2 separate regions of the Homo sapiens genome follow, and region 1 is linked to region 2. A link is an interaction called in ENCODE POLR2A ChIA-PET data of the cell type or tissue named here. Cell type or tissue: HepG2. All regions are shown on one strand. Each heading gives the region's core, and the rest is flanking DNA. Links, peaks and the distances in the headings are about the cores only.

Region 1 (7,701 bases), core at 3,323-5,822, 450 kb before region 2:
TCCCGAGTAGCTGGGACTACAGGCGCCCGCCAACGCGCCCGGCTAATTTTTTTTTTTTTTGTATTTTTAGTAGAGACGGGGTTTCACCACATTAGCCAGGATAGTCTCGATCTCCTGACCTCGTGATCCACCCGCCTCGGCCTCCCAAAGTGCTGGGATTACAGGCGTGAGCCACTGCGCCCGGCCACTGCTTTCTCTTTAAGCTCCTTTAGAACAAAGCTGCTGTCAAGGCTCACTTTCATCAGCCCCTAGGACATCCCACCAGAATAGCTCTCCACCTCCCTGCCTGTTCTAGTCCCCAAGTCCCCACTGCCTGCAGCTGGTTCTACCTTAGACATGTGACAGAAATCGCCAATTTAGAAAGTGGGACTCTTACCCCCACCATGGGCTAAATGACAAACTTATCCAAAATTCAGAGTGAGGAAGTTTCTGTTCCATTTAATAGACAAAATTAGCTTCTTTGAAAATTATGACTGATGGTGGTCTAAAGACTTAAAATGAGCTACGAAGGTGACATCACCCCACAACTAAATGTAATGAGAGCCATCAATAAAATTTACCCATATGAAGTCAAGCAAAATGTACAATGCTTGGGGAAATAAACTGCCTGCAGTACCTAGGGTGAGCTTCATCAGTGCTTGCTTTGGATCCAAGATGTAATGAGATTCTTCTTTCACGTCAACAATTGCCGCAAATTCTTTCACCTGAGTGGAGCTCGGAGCACCCAGTCTCTCTGCATATAACCAAAACAAATTTGAATCCAAAAGGTAGATGTTGAGAGTCTTGTTGGTTCTGCAGCTCAGGCCTGTGAAGTTTGTGCTAGTCATGTCCACTTCTGGAAAGAGATACCTGTTCTCCTCAATGTGAGGAACGGAGCTTGGGGCATCAACCTCACATTTCTTCTCAAGGGAAGAAAATGCAACAGTAGGGGCTTCAAAGACACCTTGTTCAGAGTCGATGAAGCCTGACACACCCCTGCTTATGGTCCTGCAACATGCAGTGTAGTAGCTGAAGGGGCTATAGGAAGTTAAAAAATTGCTGCATTCTATGCTGTCTGATGCCACATGATAAAAGGTCTGCTCCTTGAGGTAGAAAGAATCCAGAGCTGCTGCCATTTCAAAAAAGCTGCACTGTGGCACGCTGACCGAGCTCGGCTTCATGCCCCCGGAGGTCTGGTTGACACAGAGTTCACAGACGTTGTGGGTCCTGGAGAAGGAGTGCCACTGGGGCAGCACCACAGTGTTGCAGCAGGGGGACGCTGTGATCGTTGGCGGGTCTGGCAGCTGTGCCGGCACTTCCAGGGCCAGGGACTCCAGCACTGGAGCATCCACCCGCCGCAGGTGCTGAAGGAGACGCTCCACCACCTGGTCCCCATGACAGTTGTTGTACTCCAAGGCCACTTCGGTGATCTGAAATACAGGGCAGAGTTGGTGAAGGGCTTGGGGATGACTGAGGGACTAGCACCCCGTTAGCCACGTTTCACTTTCTGTAATTTCAGTTATCCATGGTCAACTCCGGTTCAAAAATACTAAATGGAAAATTCCAGAAATAAACAAGTCGTAAGTTTTAAACTACATGTCGCTCTGAGTAGTGTGATGAAATTTTTGCCATTACAAAAACTGCGAGCCATCCCTTTGTCCAGCGTGTCCATGCTGTGGATGCTGCCAGCCTGTTACTTAGTAGCCAACGCAGTTATCAGATCAACTGTCTCAGTATCACAGTGCTTGTCTTCAAGTAACCCTTTATTTATTAGAAGGGCCCCCAAAGTGTAAGGATAGTGATGCTGGCAATTCAGATATGCCAAAGAGAAGCCAAAAATGCTTCCTTTAAGTGAAACGGCAAAAGTCTCAATAAGGAAAAAAAAAGAGGTAAGGATGTTAAGATCTTCGGTAAGAACGAATCTTCTACCCATGAAATTGTGAAGAAAAGTGAAATTCGTGTGTAGTATATACAGGGTTCAGTACCATCTGTGGTTTCAGGCATTCATTGGGGGTCTTGGAACGTATCACCAAGAATACGCAGCAGGGTAGATGAGAGTGCAGGGGGAGATGGTTACTATATTTTTAAAAATACAACCCCAGGCATGGCACTCCTGGGCCAAATGGTACGCTGCCCATGAGATAAAACCTCCACACAATCTGGCCCGTTTGGCTTTCCAGTCTCACCCTACCCTCTTCAGAACAGACCAGGCCCTCCTGCAATGCCACACCTTTACGGAGTCCTGGCTGGGGACACCGGCTCCTCCATCTGTTCCCAAGGCCCAGCACCAGGGCAGCTGCTTCAGGGAAGCTAGTCCTACTCCCACTCCAGGAAGAGCTAGTTTTTGCACCTCCAGTGTCCCTGAGACCCCTTCTACAGTCTCACAAGCTTCTGCTGAGACATCCCTCTTCCCCACAAACTTACAGAACCTCACAGGCAGAAGCCACATTGGATTTATCCTGCCATCCCCGGGGCCTAGCACAGGGCCAGGCACATAACAAATGCTCAGTAAACCCCTGATGAATGAGTGGCAGCTCAGGGTAATGCACACAATCCTCTGTCTTGGTGAGATTTGCCACTTTACCGTCAAGCCAGTATTGGCAATTTGAATTTATATTTTATTCTAAGATTCTTCCATTTCCAAAAAGAATATTTCGTTACCCACCTCCCATTCTGGTTTCCTGAGAAAGACATGTAAGTTATAATCCAAAGGCATTTACTCTCTAAAACAGAAGAGTCTGTCAACTTGAATCAAATCTCACCACAGTTAGTTACAGGGTGCTGTCACTCAGGATTTTGTTTCGCTGTGTGTGTGTGTGTGTCTGTGTGTCTGCATGTGTAAAACAATTCAATGAGTGTAATTTCCAATTTAAAAACACAAGTTTTATAAAAATAAAAATAAAAAAGTTTTATAACGTAATATTTATAGTTAATTCAAAACATACATATTTGTACACAAAAATAAATTGTTTCAATAGTTCTCGGCATAAAAAAAGTCACTTTATAACCCACCAGAAAACTACTGGGTCAAGAAAAGAAGTCACTTTAGATGATAGGCCAGTGCTTGAAATTTTATTTCCCCTGCACAAAAACATCTCAGTGGTTTTTGGATGAGGCTCTGACAGCATGCAGTACTAACAAGGTCAAGCCTATATAATCCGTGAAGAGCCCAGATGCCCTCTGGCCCCATCCTGGTACTGTTTTAGATTCAAAGACGCAGTAATAGACAACTACTCCCACCCACTCCCGCAAAAACCTCCATAAGACTTCACGATTTACTGTAATCTTTTACAGAAGTCCAAGTAGGAGATCATTAATTATATTATAGAGAAGAAAATTCCTTGAAAAATCTTTCTTCATCTCTTTTAGCTTCAGTATCTCATAAACAAAGCAGCCACGTAAAGAATATTTTTAATTGAAGAAAGTATTCTGTCTACAGCAATGCTTTTTTTTTTTTTTTTTTTTTTTTTTTTTGAGACAGAGTTTCACTCTTGTTGCCCAGGCCGGAGTACAATGGCATGATCTCAGCTCACTGCAACCTCCCACTTCCAGGTTCAAGCAATTCTCCTGCCTTAGCCTCCCAGGTAGCTGGGATTACAGGCATGCATCACGACACCCAGCCAATTTTTTCTATTTTTATTTCGCCTGGTTAATTTTTTGCATTTTTAGGAGAGACGAGATTTCACCATGTTGGCCAGGCTGGTCTCGAACTCCTGACCTCAGGTGATCCACCTGCCTCGGCCTCCCAGGGCTGTAATCCCACTGGGATTGTAAGCATGAGCCACCGCGCCCGACCAGCAATGCTTTTTTTTGAGACGGAGTTTTGCTCCAGTTGCACAGGCTAGAGGGCAGTGGCACCATCTTGACTCACTGCAACCTCTGCCTCCCAGGTTCAAGCGTTTCTCCTGCCTCAGCCTCCCAAGTAGCTGAGACTACAGGCGCACACCACCATGCCTGGCTAATTTTTATATTTTTAGTAGAGACGAGGTTTCACTATGTTGGCCAGGCTGGTCTTGAATTCCTGATCTCAGGTGATGTGATCCACCCTCCTCAGCCTCCCAAAGTGCTGGGATTACAGGCGTGAGCCACTGCGCCCAGCCAGCAATGCTCTTAAAGAGTTAGGCATTATCATTTTTCTCCTATGAAGGGGAATTTATGTTTCTATTCCTTTTACCTAACAGGCAGTTTTGAAAACACAACTCATGTCACATTCTGTGTATCACTTGATGTCATTTATTTCATGTGAATAATTAAGGAAATCTTGGCAAATAACTGTTCGCACAGTAGATGTTTCCTTCTATTTTCTTTAATCAGGGAAATCTGTGAGCCTGAACATGCTAACCACGCCTTTGCTTACCAGATTCAGACGATGTGAATGCCTCAAATAAACACCTTTAAAATAGGAAACAAGTCACGAAGACTCTTTGCTGGCTGAGGTAAGCATTTCCTTTGATTAACAAGTTGTGTAATACACACTGTGATGTCTTATAACCTCTCTAGAACTCTCTAGAGACACCAGGGTGTCAGTGGCCTCACGCCAGTGTCAGGATCTGTACTTTTGCATGTGTGTGTGGGTACACATGCAGGTATGCATGTGTGTAGAAGCAGCTACCCACTATGGGCTTGGTGCGGCCACCATATGGTCACTCCTGACTGGCATCCTACATGCACCACAGCACAACTGTCCAGAATGTTGGTGCTTGGTATGCCCCCAACTCTATTCCACTCACTCTAAGATGACCTCTCTCTTCTCAACAATGCAAGCATCCTCAAAGTTCTGCCCAATATTAGGCCTAAGGTGGTAATGAAAAAGTAAAGCCACCTAACTCTTTCGTGGTCAACAAGCTAATGAATTTACAGCTCATCTTGCGTAAGTACAGCGTTCATCCTTCCCACCTTACCCAAAGGCTTCTTCATCTCTAGTCACTGTGTCACAGTTTCCCCGATCATAGACCCTACTTTCCACCCTCCACCTCTACCACCCAAGTTCAGGTTCTTACTACTTCGCAGTTTTCTGGAACCCTCCTGCCAGAAAAACGTTCGTAATGATAACGCACAGCCCTGGCTGCATCTCTTCACTGTCAGTAAGACTTGTATGGGCCAGGTGCAGTGGCTCATGCCTGTAATCCCAACACTTTAGGAGGCCAAGGAAGACCGATCGCTTGAGCCCAGGGCTTTTGAAACCTGCCTGGGTAACATGGCGAAACCCCATCTCTACAGAAAAATACAAAAATTAGCCAGGCGTAGAGGCGTGCACCTGTAGTCCCAGCTACTTGGGAGGCTGAGGTGGGAGGATCACCCGAGCTCAGGAGGCAGTGAGCCGAGATCATGCCACTGTACTCCAACCTGGGCAACAAAGGAAGACCCTAACTCAAAAAAAAAAAAAAGAGAAGACAAAGACTTGGATGACTATGGTTAATCTTGAAATCCTCAGAGAAGTCCACAAGGCCCTCTCCTCCAAAGGCTTTTTCAAGATCTCTCCCCAGTTAGCCCTTCCTGCAGACCACAAAACCCGGCCTCCTTCCTAACACCTAAACCTGCAGCAACTCCCGTCCCTCATGTCTCTGCTCAGGGTCCTCCTTCCCGTAAGTTTTTCTCAACCCATCAAGATCCTGGCTGCCCCTACAAGTCCGTCTCGAATACTTCACCCATCCAAAGCCTCTGCTAACTCCTCCCCTGCCCGGAACCCCGCTTTCTGAGATGGCACCCTCCCTCCTCTGGTTCCTCCTGACCCTGGGCCTGATCGTCCTCTACTTTGAATTATAGGCAGGCTTTCACTCCCTGTACTGGACAAGCCTCTAAGACCACAGGACAAGATGGTGTCGCATCTATCCTTTCTCCCCTGGAGCTTCCCAGCACAGTGCTCAGTAAACATTTGCCAAACTGACCTGAAACAAAAAGGGAAATGTGCTGGACAGGCACTTTGCTTGTCTGAGTAATTCATAATACGGTGAGATGCCACCTCGTGTTCGGTCATCTCACCCACATGCTGAAGTTAAGGGAACGCACTCACCTCACAGAGACAATGGGAGCCCCAAAGAAAGGAGTCACAGGCAAAACCATGATAAAAAGGAGGCCTGTTGGTAGGTGGAGGATTTGCAGACTGCTGGAGGGGACACTCATTCAGAAACAACAGGCGAGAAAGAGTCTTCCCACCAGGTGCCTAAATCCAACCACAACCCTCTGGGCAGAGGCTGTGGGCTCCTGCCACAAAATACAACCCAGCCAGGACCCTGACACACCCAAACCAGACAGGAGAGAACTCTCCAAATCCACAACCACAGCCACACCACCTTGACCGAAAACCTTCCTTTCCTACAATGAGCTTTAAGGCTCTTAATATTAGATACAGTAAAGGCCTAGTCATTTGAAATGGTGCCTCAGTTCACAAAATATCCATGTAGTGAAAATTTTCTAAAGAAATAGTTTTATTACTTTGAGTCCTCCCTAATTAGAGGGGAAGAAACAAAGCTATTTCATTTCTCTCCTCTTTCTTCCTCTAAACCAAAGAGCAGCATTCATTCAGAATACTCCCCAGAGGGAATCATAACTTGAGCAAAAAGACTCCAGCACAGCAAAGGGAGGGATCCACCTGGGCGAGAAGTCCTGCCTCCCTGTCCCTCCAGGCAGGAGGCCAGGCCAGCGCTGAGGGGCTCAGGTCTGCTTAGCTGGCCAGTGGTACACTGGCTGTCTGAAATTGGTTTTGGCCAATTAAGGGATCCTTGAGGGAGTGAAAAAATAAAAACCTCAGTAAATGCAATTTTGCCACCCCAGGCTCGCTCTGCATACTGTGCCTGCTGTCTCTCCAGGCTCGCTCTGCAAAATGTGCCTGCTGTCTCTGAGCGCCTCCAAATGCTCCGTGTGGAAAATAAACTCACGCCCAGAGCAGGCGCACCAGATGAAGCCGAAGACAGGCAGGAACAGCAGGCTCCGATGGCGCTGCCTCTGAAAACCACTCTGGCTTCTGCACGACAGGGAAGGTTCAGAGAAACAAGGTGTCCCAACATCGCTGCTGCTGCTCGCTCTCCTCTGCTGTCCTGAGGATGGCCAGGGCTGGCAGTCTGGCCAAACCCCCAAGACAATGGCATCTCCTAGGCCACACTAAACTCGGCCTGTGTTCCTGCCACTCCCTGTTTCACCCCCTAAACAGGAAGCTCAACAGCAGCCACATCAGAAGAGGGCATTTGGTCCTTCTCTAGAAGGGCACGGTGTGGCTTCCCTGCCTCTTCCCACTCACTCCAGACACCAACAGCTGTCAATAAATATGGCCAGAGAGGCTGCGGCAGTCCCTGTCCTAGACACGGGCTCTCTCCTGCCCATATGGAGGGGCAAAGAGCAATGCTCAGAGCCACAGCTGCCCCTCGTGGCAGCCATTAGCTGCCAGAGTAAATGACTGAGTGTGGGATGAGAGGAGCCAGGTAGATGAGGCTTTCCTACTCCTCATGAGGTGCTTTTCACATCACAGCTCTTACCTCGTCTATTAAAGGATGACTTTCGGCCAGGGGATTAAAAGGTATGAACAGAAACAGCGCTGGTCCTTTCTTCAGCTCGTTATTCAGCAGGAGACTCTTGCCTCCGTGTGGCCGCAGCCACCGAAAGAGCGTCTCCTGGTTTTCTAAGGCCCACTTACAGATGTTCTCAGCTGTGTAGTTCAGGACCTCCCTGGGGAAGACCTGTGAAGGACAAAGGCACAGAGGATAAAGGAGAGCTCGTGAGGTGGGG
Region 2 (7,701 bases), core at 2,473-4,972:
TTGGCTAAATGAGGGATTGAAGGGACCGTGGGGCCAGTGACTGTCACTTGGTATGAGTGTCACTGAGAAATGTCAATTCTTCCAGCACCTTAATTGTTCTCCTCCTGTTGGCATCTTCTCTTGGCACAAAGCAGCCAGTTAGGCTGGGCTTTAGACCTGTGGATGGTCGTTTGCCCCAAGATGTATTTTTAGTCATTTTCTGGGAATTGGGGCTTTCTGGAAGCCCCTCAGCCATTCATTGAAATCTTACCATATAGAGGCCAGGTGCAGTGGCTCACGCCTATAATCCCAGTCCTTTGGGAGGCCAAGGTGGGCAGATAGCTTGAGCCCAGGAGACCAGCCTGGGCAACACGGTGAGACCCTGTCTACACAAAAATTACAAAAATTAGCGGTGCGTGGTGGTGCATGCCTGTGGTCCCAGCTACTCAGGAGGCTGAGGTGGGAGAATCACCTGAGCCCAGGAGGTCAAGGCTGCAGTGAGCTGAGATTGTACCACTGTACTCCAGCCTGGGAGACAGAGAGATACCCTGTCTCAAAAAAAAAAAAAAAAAAAAAAAAGGAAAAGGAATCTTACCACTTAGAGTCAGTAGTAGGTGACAGAAACCCACCCTAAACTGCCTAAGAAAAAGAGCAGTTGATTCGCTCATGAAACTTAAACCTACAGGAGAAGAGCTAGCTTTTTGCTGGGCTGGATCAAAGCTCTCAGGGGGTATCACGCATATCATGCAGTCCCCATGACTTTCCATGTCTCCTCTCTCTTTCCCTCGGTCTTGGCTTCATTCTTAGGTAACTCTTCTCTTGTGGTGACAAGAGGGCCCCCAGGGGCCCCAGCCTAAATCCCATCAGTTTAACAATGCCAGTGGGAGGAGAAGACTTTTTTCCAGTAGCTCTGGAGAAGTCTTGGGATTCACTCTCTCATTTCCCGGGCCAGCTGTGTTACTTTTCCTGCCCAAGCCTGGGTCCCATTCCCCCTGGAGCTGGGGGTGGCTGGCTTTCCCTCACCTGAACTCCGTGGAGCAGGAACAAGGATGGAGGAGAGTTTGCTTAAAAGGAAAACCAGGATGTTCCTCCCATCAGATTGGGGGTGCATGCGGTGAGGTGCAGCCTGCAGATGTCCCTGACAGTGGGTTGCTTCCACAGAGGGCTTGTGACGCTTGGATTCTGTCCATTTTCCAGAGTGACACTACCGTGCTGTCACTCTTGTGCCAGCTGTCTTGCGCACCCTGTCTTGGTGGGTGAAATCTGGGCTCAGCCATTCTAAGCGGTAGCCCGAAGGTCTCTGTGCTGTGTTCTCCATTGTGCTTTTCCTTGGCTAGATATTTCGGTCTGATATAATCTGACATTATTAGCAAACCGCTGGTCCAGCTACTTTGGCATATTTGGACTTGATCTTAGAAGACTCAATATCTGTTTTAAATAAAAATATTTGGTAATGCCCCCTTCTGAAATGAAATTTATAGCGAATATAACCTACTTATACAAGTAATTTAAAAAATCAGTATAACACTCTAATATGAAAGAGAAATGAAAGGAATTTATAATACAAAATAGATTTCAGTACATATTGGTCTGGCGCAACTGTGCTAGAAAACATGCTGACGCTAAGTGCTTGCACCTCCTTCTCATGGATGAGTTTTGATTTTAAGAAGTTAAGAAGATCAGAAGTCATTCTTTAGAAGGAGTCCAGAAAAAGAGCAGAGAGTGGGTGAACCGTAAAGTAAACCTGGCATAGTCAGTATATATGAAAGGCATTCCTTTCTAGGCTCAGATTATGAGTAAGGTTTCCGCCTACATGAATGGCCACAGGACGATTGAAGTGTTGCAGGAAGTAGGCTGATCTTGGTTGTGTGGTACTGCCTTGGCCTTTCAGGACAGTTAGTATCCTCGGCTCTATGCTGTAAATGCTGGTAGTGCTAATGGAAAGGGGTCTTGATTCAGATCCCAAGAGAGGGTTGTTGGATCTTGTGCAAGAAAGAATTCAGGGCAAGTGCTTAAAGTGAAGGCAAGTTTATTAGAGAAAGTAAAGAAGCAAAAGAAGGGCTACTCCGCAGACAGAGCAGCGGCATGGACCAACTGACTTAGAGTACTTATGGTTATTTCTTGATTATATGCTAAACAAAAGGCAGATTATTCATGAGTTTTCCAGGCTCGGGGCAGGATTTCCTGGAAGTGACGGTTCCTCCCACTTTTAGACCATGTAGGATAACTTACGGACATTGCCGTGGCATTTGTAAACTGTCATGGTGCTGGTGGGAATGTCCTTAGCATGCTTATGCATTCTAATTAGCACATAATGAGCAGTGAGGACGACCAGAGGTCACTTTTATCACCATCTTGGTTTTGCTGGGTTTTGGCTGGCTTCCTTACAGCATCCTGTTTTATCGTCATGGTCTTTGTGACCTGTATCTAATGACACCAGTCCTCCTGACCTCCCATCTCATCCTGTGACTAGGAATGCTTCACTTCCTGGGAATGCAGCTCAGTGGGTCTCAGCCTCATTTTAACCAGCTCCTATTCCAGATGGAGCTGTTATGGTTCAAACACCTCCAACAATAGCACTCATCATCCTCGTGATGACCCAGACTGTCCCCACGGCCCCCAGTGAGAATCTCTGCTTTAGCTCTTTCCCAAGTGTTCTCTTTTTCAAGACCATTTACAAATGTATTGGAATTTTGTGTGCAAGGTCCCTTTCAGTTGCCCCGATCTTTTTGAGTCCTTGTCTAGAGACTGGATCCAGTCCACACTGAACCCACTGTTGAGCACCTGCTGCATATGTGACCCACTCTGGCTCTCCCACCTCTCGCCTCTCCTTGGGCATGAAGCTTGCTTCCCCAAGGTCGCTGGCTTTTTCCCTTGGCTGAGTCTCCTGAGCTGAGTGAGTTGTGCCCTTCGCCATTGTTAAGCACATGCTTGTCAGCAGCTGGCTGGTCTCATGATGTACCCCAGAGCAGCCAAGGAGCGTTGAGTGCATGGGGTGGGTGGGGCTGGTGTTGGGGGCTGGGGGTGAGTACAAGATACACATGTCAGTCAAGAGGGAATATGGCTTAGGAGGAGCTGTTTTCCTGCAGTTTGATGCTACTGATGAAATTCAGTCAAGATGAACGATTGATATTGTTTGTTTGTTTGTTTGTTTTTGAGACGGAGTTTTGTTCTTGTTGCCCAGGCTGGAGTGCAGTGGGGCGATCTCAGATCACTGCAACCTCTGCCTCCCGGGTTCAAGCGATTCTCCTGCTCAGCCTCCCAAGTAGCTGGGATTACAGGCGCCTGCCACCACGCCTGGCTAATTTTTTTGTATTTTTAGTAGAGACGGGGTTTCATGTTGACCAGGCTGATCTCAAACTCCTGACCTCAGGTGACCACTGCCTCGGCCTCCCAAAGTGCTGGGATTACAGACCTGAGCCACCGCTTCTGGCCGATATTGTTTATTTGTTGATTCACTCTTCAAACATTTACTGTTCCGTGTGAAGCTTAGTCAATCAGAGAGAAACACAATACAGCTGATTCTGTCCTGTGGGTGCTAGAAATTGAAGGGAAGGATATGCAAGCAAAGAAAATTTTTTTTTTTTTTGAGGCAGAGTTTCGCTCTTGTTGCCCAGGCTGGAGTCCAGTGGTGCGATCTCAGCTCATTGCAACCTCTGCCTCCTGGGTGCAAGCGATTCTCCTGCCTCAGCCTCCTGAGTACCTGGGATTACAGGCATGCGCCACCATGCCCGGCTAATTTTTATATTTTTAGTAGAGGTGGGTTTCTCCATGTTGGTCAGGCTGGTCTCGAACTCCCGACCTCAGGTGATCCGTCCACCTCGGCCTCCCAAAGTGCTGGGATTACAGGCATGAGCCACTGCGCCTGGCCGGCCACAAGCAAAGATTTTAACCTTCAGTCTGACAGCTCCAGGAGTTCCATTTTCGTGGGGCTACTCTGAGCAGGAAGTGTCGTATGGGGCAGGTGTGGACTTGAGTCCTGCTTCTCAGGGTTAGGGCAAGGGTGAGACAAGTGAGGCACCTACGCTGCTTAATTTAAGGCGGTGCTCGTCCTTAGTGTCATGCAAGGGCTTCCACCGCTCCTAGATGTGGGATCTGAGATGGCCATTTTACCTCTCAGGCTCCCTATCTAGAAAACCACGGTGGTAACAGACCCTCCCTTAGAGAGAGGATGAAGAGAGATTGCATGTCAAGGGTTAAGCACATTGAATACCCTGCGTAAGTACTGAGTAACAGACAGCCATGGTGATTACTGTTGGTTTCATGGAAGTAAATTATGCCTCCATTTCAAGCCTGCAAAAAGTCATTCTCTGCAGTTAATCTAGCCTGCTGTTGCTCAGATGTAACTAGCTTCCTAATAAAGAATTCTCTGGGTTGAAGAGCGAAATATGTTGCTTAAACTTTGCTGAACATCATAGTCACCTGGGGAGCTTTTAAAATGGTTATGTCCAGGCTGCCCTCCAGACCAATTAAATCAGAATCTCTGGAGCTGAGGCCCAGACTCTCAGGTAATTCCAGTGTGCAGTCAAGGTTGACAACTGGTGGCTTAGAGCAGAGTTTCTCAAACCTTAATGTACCCACGAAACACCCGGGGCTCAGGTTAGAGATTAAATTCTCATTGAGCAGGTCTGGAGTGGGGCCTGCTATCCTGGAGTTCTAATAAGCTCCCAGGTGACACTGATGCTGCTGGTTCCTAGACCACACATTTTAAGTAGCAAGGACTTAAGAGAGGATGCCAGCAATGATCTGAACGGATAAGCTCATTGAAAACCTTAGAAAGGCTGATTTTTAGCTCAGAACCAAGTTGGGAGCTAATTTTTTGTTGCTTGGCTGGTTTGAAAAATATAAAGAATAGTATGACCCACTGCAACAATTAGCACTACTAACATTTGTCATTTTTGTTTTAGATTTTATTTTTAAGTAAACCATAAACAACATGTAGGTTTGTGCTATGGTTAGAAGGTTGTCCCTCTAAAACTCATGTTGAAACTTAATTACCAAGCAACAGTATAAAAAGGTGGTACCACCTGAGAGGTGATTAGACCATGAGCGCTCCACCCCCCATGGAGGGGAGGTGCGATTCATGCTGTTATAAAAGGGCTAGCTGGGCTCCTTTTTCCGTTACTGCCTTCTGACCTATGATGACGCAGCAAAGGTCCTCGCCAGACGCCAGCCCCTTGATCGTGGACTTCCCAGCTTCCAGAACTGTGAGAAAAGAAATTTCTGTTCATTATAAATTACCCAGCCTCAGGTATTCGGTTATAGCAGCACAAAACAGACTGAGACGGCTTGCTTTGTGGGTATTTATTTTTTTGAGACGGAGTCTCGCTGTGTTACCCAGGCTGGACTGCAATGGCGCGATCTCTGCTCGCTGGAAGCTCCTCCTCCCGGATTCACACCATTCTCCTGCCTCAGCCTCCCCAGTAGCTGGGACTACAGGCGCCTGCCACCACACCCGGCAAAGTTTTTGTATTTTTAGTAGAGACGGGGTTTCACCGGGTTAGCCAGGATGGTCTCTATCTCCTGACCTCGTGATCCGCCCGCCTCGGCCTCCCAAAGTGCTGGGATTACAGGCGTGAGCCGCTGCGCCCGGCCTCTTTGTGGGTTTTTAAGGATCTGCCTCTGAGCTTTCAACGTGCGCCCACTGTTCTGCAACTTGGTTTGCTCACCCAATGTAAAGCTGAATGGTTTCAGATTAAGATATACACAAGTGGGATTCTACCATGGAATTCTGCCATACCTGAGATTTCTTGAGGGAACTCTTGTTTTCATACTTAAAAAAAAAAAAAAATTACCTTTAAATTGTGAAAGCAGCATAACAACTCAAAATGGGGAAAAGAGTCCCAAATCCCATGACTGTAGCGTGATAATTATTTCCATTCTTAGTCCACTTAAGTATATTTTTACATAGTTACACCACTGTTTGTTGTGTACATGCAATTTACATTCTGTTTATTTTATTCTGTTGCTATGTAGATTTCAAATTATGTTTAAATACAAGATTTTTTTTCCCTGTTCATAAATGTAATGTGTACGTTCGAATCCTTAAGGTTTTTCCCTTAAGTTAGGGTATTTTTCCCCCCTGCATATGAAAGTAATTTGCAAGTTAGAATTCTTAAGTCCGGGAATACCAGAAAAGTTTAAAGAGGAAAATCACCTGAACACAATTACCATCAATGAATTTATTATTTATGGGGCATTTTATTCCAGTTTATTTTTATGCATATATGTATTTTATATAATTCAGGTCATTCTGAATCTATAAATTGAGGGTCTACTTTGAAAAGTTTTTTATTACAATAATACAGTAAACAACAGACATTGTCTCATGTTATTCAGTTCCATGGATGTCACTTGATGGCTTTGTGGAGTTCTGTGTTTGGATATGTCCTTGTTTCTCACATCATTTTTCTTAACCATTTTTTTCCCTTGTAGGATTAGTATTTCTATGAACTTGTATTTTTATAAACCTATTCCGCCTTTTAAAAATCATTTCCTTCAGCTAGATTCCAAAAAGTGAAATTCCCATGTTAGAAGGTAAGCATGTTTGTAAAGGCTCTTGATCTTGTGTTACTAAAATCCTTTCCAAGAAAGCGGCCTCTCTTTTACCCCTACAGCGGTGAGTGAGAGAGCCTGACCAGCTGTGATTTGTAACGGCTGTGTAGCATTCCTTAGGGTACTTGGTGGTTTCCACCTCGATTTGCATTGCAGCTGCTTCCAGTGTGAGCTTATAGATAAAGGCTGCAGTGACTATCTCAGTATCTGTGTGTATTTCTCTGTCCGTTTCTTTCCTTAATGTGTATTTCCCCAAGTGGGATCTCAGGGCAAAGTATATGATTTTTTTTTTTTTTCTTTTTGAAGGCAGAGTGTTTCCCTCTTGCCCAGGCTAGAGTGCAGTGGCACAATCTCAGCTCACTGCAACCCCCACCTTCCAGGTTCAAGTGATTCTCCTGCCTCAGCCTCCCGAGTAGCTGGGATTATAGGCACGCACCATCATGCCCAGCTAATTTTTGTATTTTTAATAGAGATGGGGTTTTGCCATGTTGGCCAGGCTGGTCTCGAACTCTTGACCTCAAGTGATCCACCCGCCTTGGCCTCCCAAAGTGCTGAGATTACAGGTGTGAGCCACTGCACCCAGCCAAGAGATATGAATGTTTTCATGGCCCAAGTTCTTGGCGGCAGGCTGAGGTGGGAGGGCCTGCTCATCAGAAATGGAGCTAGTTCTACTACCATTCATCACTGCTTGGCTCCTGCATCTGTGGCTGTGGAAGGTGAAGGTATCCTTGGCATGAATGATTTCTCAGCTCGTTTTTCTTTTGGGATTAATGATGTGGGACTCCCAAAGGTGGGAGAATGGAAATGCCAAATGCTTTAATGTTGAAATTTAAAATAATGGGAGCACCTTCTCAAACATGACCAACAGTGGAAAGCCATATAAATTTCTTCATGAGCCTTTCAGAATTTTGTAACCAGTATAGGTTTCCTAGATAGTTTTTTAAAATATAAAATGGTAGAGACAGCATAATGGGAGAGGAACAGAAGCTTGGTGGCATCTCAGAGCAATCACGTACAAGGGAGAAAGCCATGTGCTTGTTTATTTTCTCTAATGCTTCTAGAATCCAATCAAAGACTCAGGTTTTGTTGACGAACTCAACTTTTTAGGGAGCAAGCAGCAAGGTATATTTGCATGAACATCTGTGTTTTGAAGCGCGTGCCCGCGTT

What was found. ChIA-PET counts read pairs that join two places held together with the same protein. Peaks named below come from ENCODE experiments on the same cell type or tissue, not always from the same donor. Only the 100,000 strongest peaks of a DNase experiment are listed, where the experiment ranks them.
Region 1: POLR2A ChIA-PET joins it to region 2 with 10 read pairs; 2 of 35 experiments call an interaction of 5 or more read pairs at or near these places.

The regions. Positions count from the first base shown.
Region 1 is chr16:11,690,674-11,698,374 of GRCh38, forward strand. It overlaps TXNDC11 (thioredoxin domain containing 11), which reads right to left. Exons shown (of 12, transcript NM_015914.7): 7 at 7,452-7,652; 8 at 617-1,409. Among named protein-coding and RNA genes, the nearest start is that of SNN, 26 kb to the left of the region's middle. In HepG2, for the core only: no CTCF peak of the experiment used is centred there; no DNase peak of the experiment used is centred there.
Region 2 is chr16:12,139,447-12,147,147 of GRCh38, forward strand. All of the region lies in intron 13 of SNX29 (sorting nexin 29), which reads left to right. Among named protein-coding and RNA genes, the nearest start is that of SNX29, 170 kb to the left of the region's middle. RefSeq lists enhancers at 3,286-3,580, 3,323-3,823. In HepG2, for the core only: no CTCF peak of the experiment used is centred there; a DNase peak (open chromatin) is centred at 3,455.